2 separate regions of the Mus musculus genome follow, and region 1 is linked to region 2. A link is a contact called in ENCODE Hi-C or POLR2A ChIA-PET data. All regions are on one chromosome and are shown on one strand. Each heading gives the region's core, a stretch centred on a gene start or an enhancer-like site at or near the end of the contact. The rest is flanking DNA. Distances are from core to core; before and after follow the strand shown.

The links. Hi-C counts contacts between places; a loop is a spot of excess contacts on that map. ChIA-PET counts read pairs that join two places held with the same protein, here RNA polymerase II (POLR2A).
Region 1: a loop to region 2 is called in a map of gastrocnemius, with 2.2 times the contacts of the local background. The contact joins two enhancer-like sites. A Hi-C loop is called at or near these places in 1 of 37 maps with a recorded cell type or tissue (gastrocnemius). POLR2A ChIA-PET finds 5 or more read pairs at or near these places in 3 of 5 experiments (Patski and embryonic stem cell).

What each region holds. Positions count from the first base shown.
Region 1 is chr6:145,480,510-145,487,475 of GRCm38, reverse strand. All of the region lies in intron 2 of Gm38475 (a long non-coding RNA gene), which reads left to right. Among named protein-coding and RNA genes, the nearest start is that of Gm15499, 41 kb to the right of the region's middle. Within about 2 kb of position 5,360, at least 1 of the 3 ENCODE cell types and tissues checked has a DNase peak (open chromatin) inside an H3K27ac peak, as active enhancers do.
Region 2 is chr6:145,445,119-145,452,083 of GRCm38, reverse strand. All of the region lies in intron 1 of Gm15499 (a long non-coding RNA gene), which reads right to left. It also overlaps a transcript of Lmntd1 not described here. Among named protein-coding and RNA genes, the nearest start is that of Gm15499, 5.7 kb to the right of the region's middle. Within about 2 kb of position 5,688, at least 1 of the 3 ENCODE cell types and tissues checked has a DNase peak (open chromatin) inside an H3K27ac peak, as active enhancers do.

The sequences.
Region 1 (6,966 bases), core at 4,111-6,610, 36 kb before region 2:
AGGTGTTTTACCTGCCTGTATGTCTCTACACCATGCACATGCCTGATGCCCACAGAGGCCAGAAGGGGCATCAGATTCCCTGGAGCTAGAGCTACTGATGGCTATGACCTGCCCTGTGGGTTCTAGGAACTGAACCCTGGTCCTCTGCAAGAGTAGCCAATGTTCTTAGCCACTGAGCCACCTCTCCAGCCCCATAAACAGTTTTCTTAAACAGCACGTAGTTTAAAGCATCCAGTTTGTACCCCACACCCAAACATTTGTGAAGGAAGAGATCGCACATACACTGCTTTGGGATATTTTGGGGTTCTAATGAATGCACTCTGACCACAGTTCTGATCATCTGAGTCACCCATCTCCATCCGGGCAGAACCTGATCACCCTTAATCTGATGTTCCCTTTGCCCAGCTGTAAACCGGCCTCAAGGCTGATTTCATCTTTTCTTAAGGGCATGTAGCCTGGACAAGCTTCTGTCTGTGCCTCACTGAGAAAATGCACCCCCTCAAAAGCCAGGTTCTGTGAGAAACCAAGCATCCAGGCAGATAATGGTGGACAACACCCACGGTCTGGGTCGGGGATCTCGCCCACTGGTTCTCATGCTGCTTAGTGATCATGGGTGCTAGGTGGTTTCTCGGACCCTTCTGAACATGTGGCCTGAATGGAGGCGGTAGCTCCTTGGAAGCACCTTGGGGGGGGCGTGTGTTGCCCTGGCCCTTCCTGTTTTCCCTCTCATTTCCTGCAAGCTGTGACATTTCCCCTGCCAAGTACTTCCACAATGGTTTGTGGTCTCACTGCTGGCCCAGAAACATGGAGCAAAGCAACCATGGACCAGAAGCCCTGACAGTGCAGCCAGGGTAGATCCTCCAAACGCTTCTTTCTAGTGTTTGCCACAGCAGCGCACAGCTGGCACAACCAACTAGGTATTTGAAAGAGTGATGCAGCCTTTTCTTTCATACAGAAAGTACAGATTTAAAAAGATAAAGAAGCCATTCTCCCTGTAGATTAATAAAAGCACTGGCTCTTCACCTAAGAAGTCAGGCTTGTTTCTGTTACTATGGCAACAGCTCCTGGGCCCCAACGCTGGGGTTTCTCTGTCCTGGCTGATCACCGAATGCAAGGAAACAGGATGTGCTGTTGCTGCCTGGGTTTAATTATTTTTTTTTCAGTTTATAATTTTAAGCTCTTGGGTAGATGCACATCTAGTTAGGGAATCTATGAAAGGGACTAAGTGTGCAACCTGTGACCCGCTGACCTCAGAGCATACGCTGGACCTGTATCTCTTCCCTTGGCTCCTTGCCCTCTATCTTCCATCTGTTTCCTGAAGTGGAAAACACTGGGCTGTTGATAACACGTGGGTGATACGCATTCAGCCGTCAACAAATGTTTACCATGTGCTTGTTGGACACTGAGCATCCGACATATACTCTCTCAGGCCCGTTGTGGACTGCGTTCCTACGGATGGTAAGCTAAAACAAAAACAAAACACAAACAAACAAAAAACCCCCAAACAAACAAAAGCCAAACTAACATGTGGTACTGGTGGTGATAGGTGCTATGCAAAGGGAAGCAGGGTGAGATAGTTACAGAGAATTCTGTGGAAAAATGAAAAATATTTAAAATTTAAAGCATTGAAGATGCTGTCTTTTCATTCATGTGAATTTTTGGCTTCTTTGTCAAAACTCAGGGACGTATATCTGGCTCTCAGTTTTACTCCACTGATCAGTGTACCTATTTTGATATCGATCCTCTGTTCTTTTATGCCGATGTTTCTGTTGTTTAACTTGAAATCTGGGATGGTGATGCATTCAGCAAGGCTCCTAGTCTTCAGGATTATTTTGGATATCCTAAGTCTTTTGTGTTTCCATATTGGATTTGGAGATTAGTTTTTCGATCTCTATGAAGAACACATCTGAGTTTTGATAGGGACTGCATCGACTCTGTAGATTGCTTTTGGTGTTCATCTTGCCAATCCATGAGCATGGTAGGTCTCTAACTTCTGTCTCCGGGTCCTAAAGGTTTCATTGTACGTGCCCTTTGCTTCGCCGTTCAGGTTGATTCCAAGATTTATTTCTGTGTCGGTTTGTCATTGGAATGTAGGGAGGCTGCTGACTTATGTGTGAGTTTTGTCTCCCGCTGCTCTGTCTGTCAGCCGTGGGGGTTGTCTGGAGTCTTGCAGGTTTTTAAGAGATGGAATCGTATCATCTGCAGACATGGATGCGGTTACTTCTTCCTGTCTACGTTCATCCTCTCTCTCCTCCCACCTTTTTGTTCAAGCCAAGACTGGAAGCACAATATTGAACAGGAGAGCAAAGAGTGGACATTGCTTTTGTCCTTGACATTAGTGGGAAATGCTTGGTGACATTAGTGGAAAATGCTCGGCACCTGGTCACACTTTACATGATGTTGACCATGGGTTTGTTGTATTGCCTTAACTATGTCGAAATAATGTTCCCCATGTCACCACGTTCCTCAGGACTTGTAACTAAGAGATGTTGTATTTCACCAAAGGGTTTTGTTTTTGTTTTTGTTTTGTTTTTAACATCTAATCAGATGATCAAATGATTTCTGTCCTTGAGTCTATTTTTATGGTAGACTGCATTTACCAATTTACATACATTGAACCATCCCTGTATCTCTGGGAAAAGCCAACTTGATTGTGTTGGGTGGGTGACATTTTGGATATATTCTTGAATTTCGTTTGCAAATACATTGAGAAATTTTGCATCTGTCTCCACCAGGAAGATCAGTCTATAGTCTTCTATTTTGGTTGGGCCTTTACCTGGTTTTGGTGTCAGGGTAATGATGGCTTTATAAAAAGTTAACCATCTGTGAATCCTACATGCTACAATAATGACTGCCCTGGTAAGATACACCCATTTGGTGGAGTAGTGATGTAAATATTATGGGGGTAACCAGCTACTTTCCTATTGGTTAAATGGATCATAAGCCCAAGGGGAGAACTTTATGCTCTCATTCTGCTAAACGAACAAAGCATTAAACTGACCTCCTAGTCCTCATGTTTATATCAGTAGATTAGTGTTCTGTTCAACCTTATCAAAGAACCTTCCTCTACAGTTAGATGTGAATCAATCCAGAGAGTCACATCTGGTCAGTGTACAGAGATTAATTAATAGGCTGTGGAGTACTAATCTCAAAATGAGACATCTCTATCACCCTCCTCCACCACCACCCTCGCACTCCCCCCACCTCCCAGGGCTCAGGGCTCATGGCACCAGAGGGGCCAAAAGAATTCTATCAGGAGTAGTGGAGAGCCACAGTGAAACCTCATTTGCTGAACACCACAGGGCTTTTTGACACATGAGCTAATAGATTGCATGCATAAGCCCTACATAAGAACACAGCAGCCAAAACACCAGCATGGATGGGGAAGTTCCACTTTCAGCCAGGGAGCTATTGGCAATTGAAGCCTGCTAGAAGAGAGAGAATAGGCTTCCTTCAGGGAAGTGGTCCCTGGAGCACCATCCAGCACATGGTCCCATATGGCTGTGCGTGTACAGGGGCGCTAGTATAGTTGGTGAGTTTTAAAACAGAGCCCCTGAAGCTGGAAGAGAAAAGTTGGGAGGGCATGGGAGGGGGATTCGATCAAAACAATTATATACAGGTATAAAAATATCCAGCTATTAAAAAAAAAAAAACTTCAAGAAAATCCTAAGTGTTCAACTTATAACAGGCTCAGCTCAGCTCTGCTCCACTCCTCCTGTGCCCTCCCCTTCCCATCCCTCCCCCCTCCCCTCTGCTTTCCTCCCCTCCTCTCCTACTCTATCCCCTCCTCTCCTCTTTTTCAGTAAGGGTCTGTTTAACCCAGGCTGGCCAGAAAACTTACTATATTACTATAGAATGACTTGATTCCTGAGCCCTTTGCCTTCGTCTCCTGAATTCTGGGATTACAGATTTGTGCCATTAGCCCCGGTTTATTTGGTGCTGGGCACTGAACCAGGGCTATGTCTTGCTAGACAAGCACTTCACCAACCAAGCTAAATCTCCAGAGCTCAGTCATTTAAAAAAATGGGGGGGAGGGGGGGCTTCCAGATGGCTCGTTACCAAGTGACAGACGTGGCCCAGAGCTGGACGTACTGCAGACCTGCAATGATGCCAATCAGATCTTGAGTGGATTTTATACCTCTCTTACATTCTCTGAAATTTCTCAGGAACACTTACTGCTCTAAAAATGATAGACAGGAAAACATACTTTGAGTGTTGTAGCAGAGAGTTTTTAGCTTACAACAGCTTTGGCTCCCAGCAGGGTTGTGTGCTTCCACCCACCCGCCCAGGAAGTCTTTGGATCTACGAGTGAAAGACACACACATTAGCTTATTTTTGAAATGCCCTGGCTAGCTGCCCGACTATCATAGATTTCCCTCCGGTACGCCTGACACAACACTCTCTAGCCCCATGATCTGCCCTTGCTGCCCTGTTCCTTCTGGGCAACCCTTTCGGGGGCCGCATTCCTTCTCACCCACATCTCAAATGATTTTCCTTCTGCAGCTCTAAATCTGACCCGCCTCCCTCAGTCTGACCCGCCTCCCTCCGAATCATGGTCATCCTCCTCTCCTCCCTGTCCCAGCCCACGCAAACCTAAGGCTCCCACCCCATCTCCTGTTGTCCAACCATTGGCCGCTGGCCTCTTTATTGATCAATCAAAAACCAATTGGGGACAAGGACCTTGAGCTTTGGATACACAGATTCCCTATTAAATCAGAGCATTAGAACCAGTCCCCAGCAGAGTGTCGTTTCCTCGCGGATAAGATGGCGCTGTGATGGGATCTGCATGACTCGGGGTGCTCATGGGTCAGGCTCAGTCCTCTGCATGGAGGCCTTACTGCTAAGGCCTGGAGAGAAGACTCCTGAGCACCACAGCTTGCTCCTGAAGGGATCATAGGATCCAGGTCCCTCTTCTTTTTACACCAACTCTAACGTGTGTCCCTCACCCCAGCTACACTGTTGTAGTCATGAGCCCAAAGCTATGGGTCCCCACCAGACCGTGGACCAAACCCTCAAAACTTGGGGTGAAATAAGTGTTTCCTCTTTATATTCTCATTGCCTCGTGTTTAAAACAGCAATAGCATGTTGACTAAGAGGAGAAGTTTTCCTCTCTGGCTTAGTCTCCCAGACCAAGTTCCTTTGTGAAGCTCTGACCTCAGTGTAATGCTGGAAGGACATACAGATGGACCTGGTACGAATCCACTTAGGCATGTCAGATGGCAGAGCCTTCCAACAGCTGAGAGAAGGCTGGAGGGCTGCGATTTGTCTGCAGCAAAGGAATGTAGGGAAGAGAGGCCCTGCTACCGGATTGGGGAAACCGGGCAAGGGCCTCACGGGCCTGCCCTTCCCTGCCAAGACAATCCTGGCCATGGATGACTGAGCTGCACACGCTCGCTCGGGACCACCCACCGTGGCAGTTCTGCTCCGTCCAGACTGTGCTCACTCGTTATGGACTTGTAAAGAGCTTGGCACGCCGTGTCCATTTCACTGGACGGAAAGTTGCTGTTGATATTGTGTTTTTGTATAGCCTGAAGCGGCTGCAAAGGCTACAGTGGAGCATGTGTGCTGCTGCTGCCTCTGCCACCGCTGCTGCCGTCTCCTCTGCCTCCTCCTCTTCTGCTGCTGTTGCCTCTGTGTGTGTGTGTGTGTGTGTGTGTGTGTGTATGCGCGCGTGCACGCGCGTTGCAATTGTGATTGTAATTCAACAACTTGCTTTATTTGAAGTTTTTATTTCGCATATGATTCTAAGGTGCTTTATAATGCTGTAAGATGCCGGTTTTAAAAATTGCTTCAGTTAAATAAAGCACAGAACATTCAAATGCAGAGAAGTACAGATTCATAGTTTTAATTTCTAAGGGCTACAAGTTCCTTAGCTCTCCTGTAAAGTTGTGAATTTTACTAGGTTTTTTTTTTGGTTGTTGTTTGTTTCATTTACTTTTAAATATTTGTTGGTCTTATTTATTTATTTATTTTGAGACAGGGTTTCTCTGTATAACCATGGCTGTCCTGGAACTCACTCTGTAGACCAGGCTGGCCTCAAACTCAGAAATCCACCTGCTTCTGGCTCCCAAGTGCTGGGATTAAAGGCATGTGCCATCATTGCCCAGCTTTTAGGGTTTTTTGTTTATTTATTTTGTTTTGTTTTGTTTTGTTTTTATTTGTTGGTCTTAAGCTACTATGTTTAATCCTTATTGTTTTCCTAGCTGGAAATTTGTTGTCTTAAGGACCCCAAGACCTCATCAGTATGAACAGATGACAAAAATGAGGCTGCTACCTGTTCTGGTGTGACGGAAAACAGCAGTAAAACAAAATACACTGGACAAATCAGTTCAGACCCCTCCCCTCGACTGTGCTGATCCCTCCCCTTGACCTGTTCATTCCTCCCCTTGACCCAATGACCCCTCCCCTTGACCTACTGGTCCTTCCCCTTGACCTGTTCACTCTTCCCCTTGACCCCATGGCCCCTCCCTTTGACTGTACTGACCCCTCCCTTTGACTGTACTGACCCCTCCCCTTGACCTGCTGACTCCTCCTCCCCTCGATCGTGCTGACCTCCGCCCTGACCAGATTGCTCTCTGCTCAGGTCCTTCATGCCCTTCATTCTTCTCTTTGCACCCAAGTATTTGGCCTCTTCCAGTTCAGTGTCCTGGCCATCAGCCTGCCATTGTCTAGCCAGAGTCATGGAGGAAGGCACACCTGGTTAGCCTGTTTCTCCAGACAACACAGCATTTACCAGACACTTTGATGTCCTGATCTTCTCGCCTCTACCATCCAGGAGCTGGGACTGCAGGTCTGAATCACCTGCTTAGAAACTTCTCTCCCTTAGCATATGGATGCACTAAGTCCTTTGAAGAACAGAAAGGGTCCTGGGGTTCTCACTGCAGTGCAGGGAAGTGTACCCACACCTTTCATGGTTACCCTGGTCTAACACTGTCCTGCCTCCTTCTTTTGGCTTCTTTTGTTTCT
Region 2 (6,965 bases), core at 4,439-6,938:
TCAGTCTATTACCATCAAGGCAGGAGTGTGGCAGTGTCCAGACAGACATGGCACTGGAGAAGAAGCTGAAAGTTCAGCATCTTGATCAGAAGGCAGCCAGGAGACCTGTCTTGTGAGTTGCTAGGAGGAGGTTCTCAAACAGTGACATACTTCAAGCCCATACCTACTCCAGCAAGGCCACAACTCCTAATAGTGCCACTCCCTGGGCCAAGCATTTTCAAACCACCACAGTGCTCTTACAATCCTAGCAAGGAGGAAAGGCTCACCAGCAAGCCAGCCAACTTAGCGTGCTCCCAGCCAGGTGTTCCTGGCTCAACAAAGCAGTAGGCTATGCTGAAGAAAAGCACCTGTGGCTGTCTGCTGGCCTGCACAGACACGGAGAACACATGCGAATAACAAACAAACAGAAGACGTTTACTAACCTGGTTTTAAAAGTTAGTTATTATTAGTGTACAAATGGTGTGTTTGCCTCCATATTGACCATGAGTTCAGGGAATTAGGCACATCAATGTCTGAATAGTTCCATAAAGAAGTTTTAATACCTGATCCTGAAAGGAAGACTTCATTTTTCAAGCATGCTTGTGATATTTCTTTGTGAGAGATCCAACAGGTGTTCCTTATAGAATTTTAAACATTAAAAGAACGACACATGTTTTGGTTTTGTGAAGTTAAATGGCATTAAGTCAGTTCTTCATAAAAATTAAAGGTTGTCTAATTGAGAATATTAAGGCAATCACCGAGCTCTGGCAAGATGTGCGAGGGAACCATCTCACTGTGGTGAGTCAGAGCACCAGCATCCGCCCCCACTCCCTTCTTCCTGCTCTTCATCAGAAAACAGAGCTCTCCCTGGGTGCGGAGTCCTGTCAGGCAAACTCTGCCAAGAGCCCAGATGTTTCTCAGCATGAGAAGATGGGCGTGTGTTCTGCTGAAATTCATTAAAGGGTCATTCAATATCTGCATACTGAAAAGGACAAACAGAGCACCTCGCACCAAAGAATAAACTGTGCCTTCGGGTTTCTCATCTGACTCCCCTTTCCTCTTCTCATCTCACTCAGTGAAGCCAGTAGGCATAGAGCCGAAACACGTGACTGTGACCCCTGGAAAAGTCCAGGGGTCTACCAGGCAGTAGACCCAGCCTTAAGGAATGGACCTTTAACCATTGACAGTTAAAAGCTGCCTCAAACTTCAGCTTGAAGGGGCCCAACACCCTTGCCTGGCCTCCATGCACACCCACGCACACACACTGAGGGGGGAGGGAGAAAGCTAAAAATATAAAAATAAATAAATAAATCTTAAGGAGTAGCGAAAGCAAGAGCACACATCCATACAAGAATGTGAGGACGGGGAGGACAGAAGGGCTGAGGTTGAGAGCGGGAGAGTAGGAGGGTGGGAAGGGGAGGACGGAGGACGTGCAGTTGGCAGGCAGAGGCAGGTCCTGAGTTCCTCAGCACCTGAGGAATTAGCAAGATCATCAGTGTCCAGTGTCATCCTCAGAGAAGGGGAGGTTGTTATGGTCTGGACCGAACAGTGCAAGAAGGAGGGCTCCTTACTCTGCAGACAAAGAAACCCTGAGAGGCAAAGATGCCACCGAGGAGCCACTGCGCACTGCTCAGTTGATGAATCGGGTGACTGTACGCCTCAGACTTCCCAGTCTCCCAATAGTAAGCTTGCATGTTCTGGAACCATACTGATTTTCTTAACTTATTAAACAAGGTAAATTTCTGCCTACAGAGAGAGGTGGGCAGACAGAATCAAATCTTCTGGCATTTTCTTATCTAACGCAGATAAAGTGAGGTGTTAAGATCTGACGGAGCATTAAGAAAAGAGTTAACTGGTTTCCAGCAAAAGCGAAACAAGAAAACTGAAAATTAAGTATTGATTTTCTTCTCATAAACTGGTGTCTTTGTATCAAAGGCATTAGTTTTGTTTTATGGGAAGACTTGGAGGCTCTCTTGGGTTTAATTTCAAGTCCATTTGCCCTGGCATGCAGGAGGTGGTTACTGCAGGCTCAGCCTTGTATGTGACACTTTCCAGTCAGGAGACCCCAGAGTAAGAGGTTATGGAATGTTTGCAAACGGATAAGCAACTGTTGCATATACATACTCTCAAATCTGGTCTGTAAACTCGGAACTGTGTGTGAATTATTCCTATCATAAGGATGTAAAGTCTCTTCAGTTCTTCCTGGGAAGTTCTGTGTGGTGTGTGTGTGTGTGTGTGTGTGTGTGTGTGTGTGTGTAGGTGTGTGTGCAGGTGTGTGCAGGTGTATGTGGGTGGAGGCAAGAGGACAACTGTACAACCTCAGCTGTCATTCCTCAGTCACCATCCACCTCGTGCATGCCGAGTTTTTGTTTTATCTTTTGAGACAGGATATGTTACTAGCATATCTTCTTAGCCATCAAATTACATTTACATTTTTTATAAATGCAAAATGAAATATATAAATAATTGAAGATGTATCTGTGGCCTTAAAATAGAATGAATAATTTTTATTATAGCTACTGTTCGGCCCAGGAGATACAACCAAACATTAGCAATGTATTGATGTCTCCATGTGTCAGTCCTGTTGCCCGCAGAGCAGCAGCTGCAACCATCCTCTGGGACTTTGTAGCCATCAGATCCCTGGATTCTTTGCACTTTCCCACTGTAGACGAACCTTGGTGTGTGTGTGTGTGTGTGTGTGTGTGTGTGTGCGTGCGCTGATGTACACGTTTCACTTTTAACTCTCCGTGAGGCATCCTCCTTCTTGGTATCCCTGGGTTATTTTCCTTGGCTTGTAGGTAACATTCGTCCATCCAGGAGTCTGCAACCGCAGTTGGCTGATTTCTGACTAGAGTACACACTGGAGGCTTTATCCTTTAGTCTGTGATCAGCTCTTAGGTCATGTCCAGAGCACAAGGATAACGATGTTACCGTAAACTTCACTGTGTGTGAACCCTGGACTTGTGTCTAGGTTGTAGATCGTCCATCCATGTTTGTAGCTCAGCTTCTTTATCTAACTCGATGCCCAGATGCACACTCCTGCCCCTGCACAGCTGAATACTGACAAACTCTTTGAGCACATGAGCTGGGCTTTAAATAGCAAATCACTGTGCTTTTAACTTGCATTTTAATAGTGATATTGAATCTATTTTTAAACATCTAATGATCATTTACTTCTGATTTTTTTTGTCCATTTATTAGAACACTTGACATTTGCCTACTAATATTCATGTTCATCGTTTTTAAACTGGGAAGTAACTGTGTAAACAGGAGTGTGCACTATACATGTATAGTATTACATGTAGAACAGATGTATAATTACATGTATAACATGCACATAGAATTACATGTACAACATACATGTATAATTACATGTCCAAGTGAAGGAAACAGCAAGGCAAACATAGACAGTATATGCACAGGAATATGTAGGTCACACATGTATTGTTAGCTGAGCAAAGGACAGAGCAGGCTAAGTGTACCATAAGTCAAGGAGCACACGTGCTTAAGGCCCTCAAAGCCCATCTCTAGCTCACCCCTCCTTTGCTCCAGGGAGAGCCCTGACTATGTTGAAAGCTATTTCCTTGTTTTCCATGGTAACTTACTGCCTGTGCAAATGCTTTAACCCGCAGAGAGAGATGAGTGTAGACTGCAAACATGCTTTTGGCTAGGATTATATTTGTGAGACATAGCATGATCTCTAACTGTCCAAAGGGTCCAGGACTTGGGAGGGTCTGTCTTACTATGTTCCTACAACTTCGTGTATACCCAAAATTAACACTGGATTATCTTAGTTAAGGTGTAAATAAACCTACAGCAAAAATAGTCATCTTAATTCACTTGTATCTCCCATTTTACCCAATTTACAAACCTCTATATTAATCCTAGATGGGGGAGGGAGTCTGAGTACATTGCCAGCTGCTGATCTTGCAACAGCCTGAGCTTTGTTTCTGAACATTTTATGTTTGATTTAATCAGTAATTAGATTTAATACGCCCACACTTCCCATCTAATATATCTAATGGTGGCCAACTCTTTTATATGAGTTTTCTCCTCAGTATTTGGACCCAAATATGTCCAAATACTGAGTATTTGGACCTTAGAAGAACTGTTGGTCTTCCAGGCTAAGGAAAACCTAATAGGGAATAATTAAGTTAAAAACCACCAGCATACTTCGCAGGACCACAGTGCTTGTTAAAAACAAGTAATTAGATCCCAGGGGTGTTGCCAAGTCTCTAGATGTAAGCTGATTTTTAGAAAATATTTATCTATTCATTTATTCTATGTGTACTGTAAGTGTCTTGAGAGTTACAGTGTACACCGTGTGTATCCAAAAGCTCACGAGGGGAGTTGGGTCCCCAGGAACTGAAACCAGGTCCTCAAAAAGCAGCGAGCATTTTAACCCACTGAGTCATCTCTCCAACCCCGTGGCAAATTAATTTTACTGAGTAAACTCTTTACTGATATCTACCTTGTCTTCTTGTTCTCTGGTTCTTTCCCTGAAAACAGTCCACGTTCTGTTTAAATTAGCTGAACTCACCAGCTCCTGAAAGCCTCCCAGATGTGGACATAGAGTACAGGGGCAGTTGTTAAAGCAAGAACAGGGTCACACAGAGAGGTTAGAGGTCAGGGGTGGGGATATGGGGAGGTATCCAAGGAGAGGGTGCGTGCTTTTAAGGGACAAAGAGAAAAGTTGCTGCCAAGAGACGCAGAGTGGGAGAAAGTACAGTTCCACGAACTCCGTGTGGTTCTCGAGATTCAGTGATACCAGAGCTAAGCAAGAAGAGTGAAGCTGTTGTGACCGTTGGAAGTCAGGCTGCGGCATGATGCTTATTGCTTGACAAGGGCCTTGCACTGTTTTCTGTGAGCAGTGTGGAGCTGTTTCTCAATGGGAACATCACCTAGTCTGGGTTTTAGAAATATAGCCTTCAAGACGGTGTGGCGTTTATGTTGTCAGATGTATGTTTTTAAGGTTCCATTCTTTACTTACGAGTTTGAGAAGATGGTCTGTGTGTGCCAGTGACACGTGCTGAGAAGGCTGTAGGAGGGCTCTGGGAACCGAACCCAGGTCCTCTCTCCAGAGCAGTGAGGGTTCTTAACCTCTGAGCCAGCTCTCCAGCCCCAAGGTGGATTTTATGTATTAGAATCTACTTGAAGAACAGTAATCCAGAATAACAGTGCTTTAATGTGAATCCTCTCAGTTCATCAGAGTCCCTGCGACTCCGCGATGTCATTAGCTCAGCCTCTTCCTAGGTCACCTCTCATGTGTTGTCCCAAATCAATGTCTAGGGTGGCAAATCCACACTGGGCATCCAGACTAAGGAGAGAGAAGTCAAGGGAGGTGAGGTGCACTCACTGAGTGTCTTTTTTTTAAAAGATCTCCAGAAATGGTCACGTGACCCCGTGGTGCCGCTCTGTAGGTGCGCATGAACCCCTGTGCATGTCCACCACAGATCAAATAAATAAGTAAGCAAATGAACCAAAAACTTTAAAACCTCTACTCTGAAACCATTAATTCTCTGGAGTTTCCTCCAAACAAATACTTAGATTTTAGGGACAACAGAAAGTGTGATTCTAATACCCAGGTGGCCATAGCTAAGCTCCTCTGGGATCCGGTCTCTCCGTGTGCAAACCCAGAGTGCTGAGCTCAGTCAGCAGGTCCCTGGCTCGCACCAGTCATCAGCACAGAAGCAGTCGCTCCCAGGCTGGTACGCCTTGCCAATGGAAAAAAAAAAGATAATTGAGGCAAGATCTTCAAGTTTAAGTAAACACAGTTGGTCTAATAGCTTCCCAAGTCCTTCCCTTGTCTGCTGGAACCTCGGTCAGTGTGGTCTGGTGGTATTAAACTCTGGCGAATTTACAGAGTGCTTTATTACAGTAGAGTGAGCTTTGCCAATTACATTTCAAAATTATGTTAAAAGGTTTAATTTGGTGGGAGGAAGGAATGGCTCATTTCCTGCATCAAAATGCAGCTGGAGGTCTCAGGCTAAGGCTGGAGAGCTTTGCAAGTCAGAGCAGGCAGGACCCATGGGTGCTGCCAGGCTGTAGAAACTTCCAAGGAGTCTAGAATCGCAGACAGTCTGCTGAGGGTTAGTCTTTGGGAAGACTGATTCCAAGATCTGGAATGCCTTGCACAGACACAACAGTGGGCCCAGGGGCAGGACTGGTCAGGGCCAGTGTGTGATTTGAGCCAAGCTGTCCTCATCTCCTGTGGTCTCTGCCAATAGCAGTGGTCATCAAGGTTAGAGTCTTTAAAACTAGGCAGCATGATGGAGAGCCAGCAGTGCCTTTGGCAGACACTATCCATTTCCCTTGGAAAGTATGCTGGCCAGGATTTCTTTTGGTTTAAATAAAAAATAAAAGTGGGAATCTGATACGGGCGTATTATTTTAGAGTTGATAGCTAGCACAAAATGTTCATTTATCAGCCAAAGAAAATACTCCTTGTTGAGTAAGTATTAGATCTCAGGCTATGGTAGAAACACACATTTCCCAGGTGTCCACAGAGAACATAAATAAGGAGGGTCAGGCTAACTTTGAAGCCGTAGTTATGCTCCTCAAACCCCTCAGAGATTGCCAGCCCTGCTGGGTGTTTTCACACGCCACAGTCTTGGCAGAGGATACACCACATTTCAAAGTACAAATGTCTGTGCTCTTTGCCAAAGCATTACATTTAGGCCCATTTGCAGGGTGTGGGACCTGGAGTTTGCAATTGTAGCTGCTATCAAATATGGAATACCAGATTAGGTTTACAGAATACTCCCAAGTACATGACATCTATAAAATAGAAGTCACTTCTCAAAAGTCAAAATGCCACAGCCTTGCTCATGAACAATCCAAGGTTGGTGTGTGGACGAGCACGCTATTGTTCAGAGAACAGTTTGAGTTTGCACAGAGCTAAACATGACGTTGAGGCAAGGTGTTGAGTAGACAGGCAACTTTTCACACAATTGATTGGTGATTGCTTTATTTATGGATTGAGGAAAA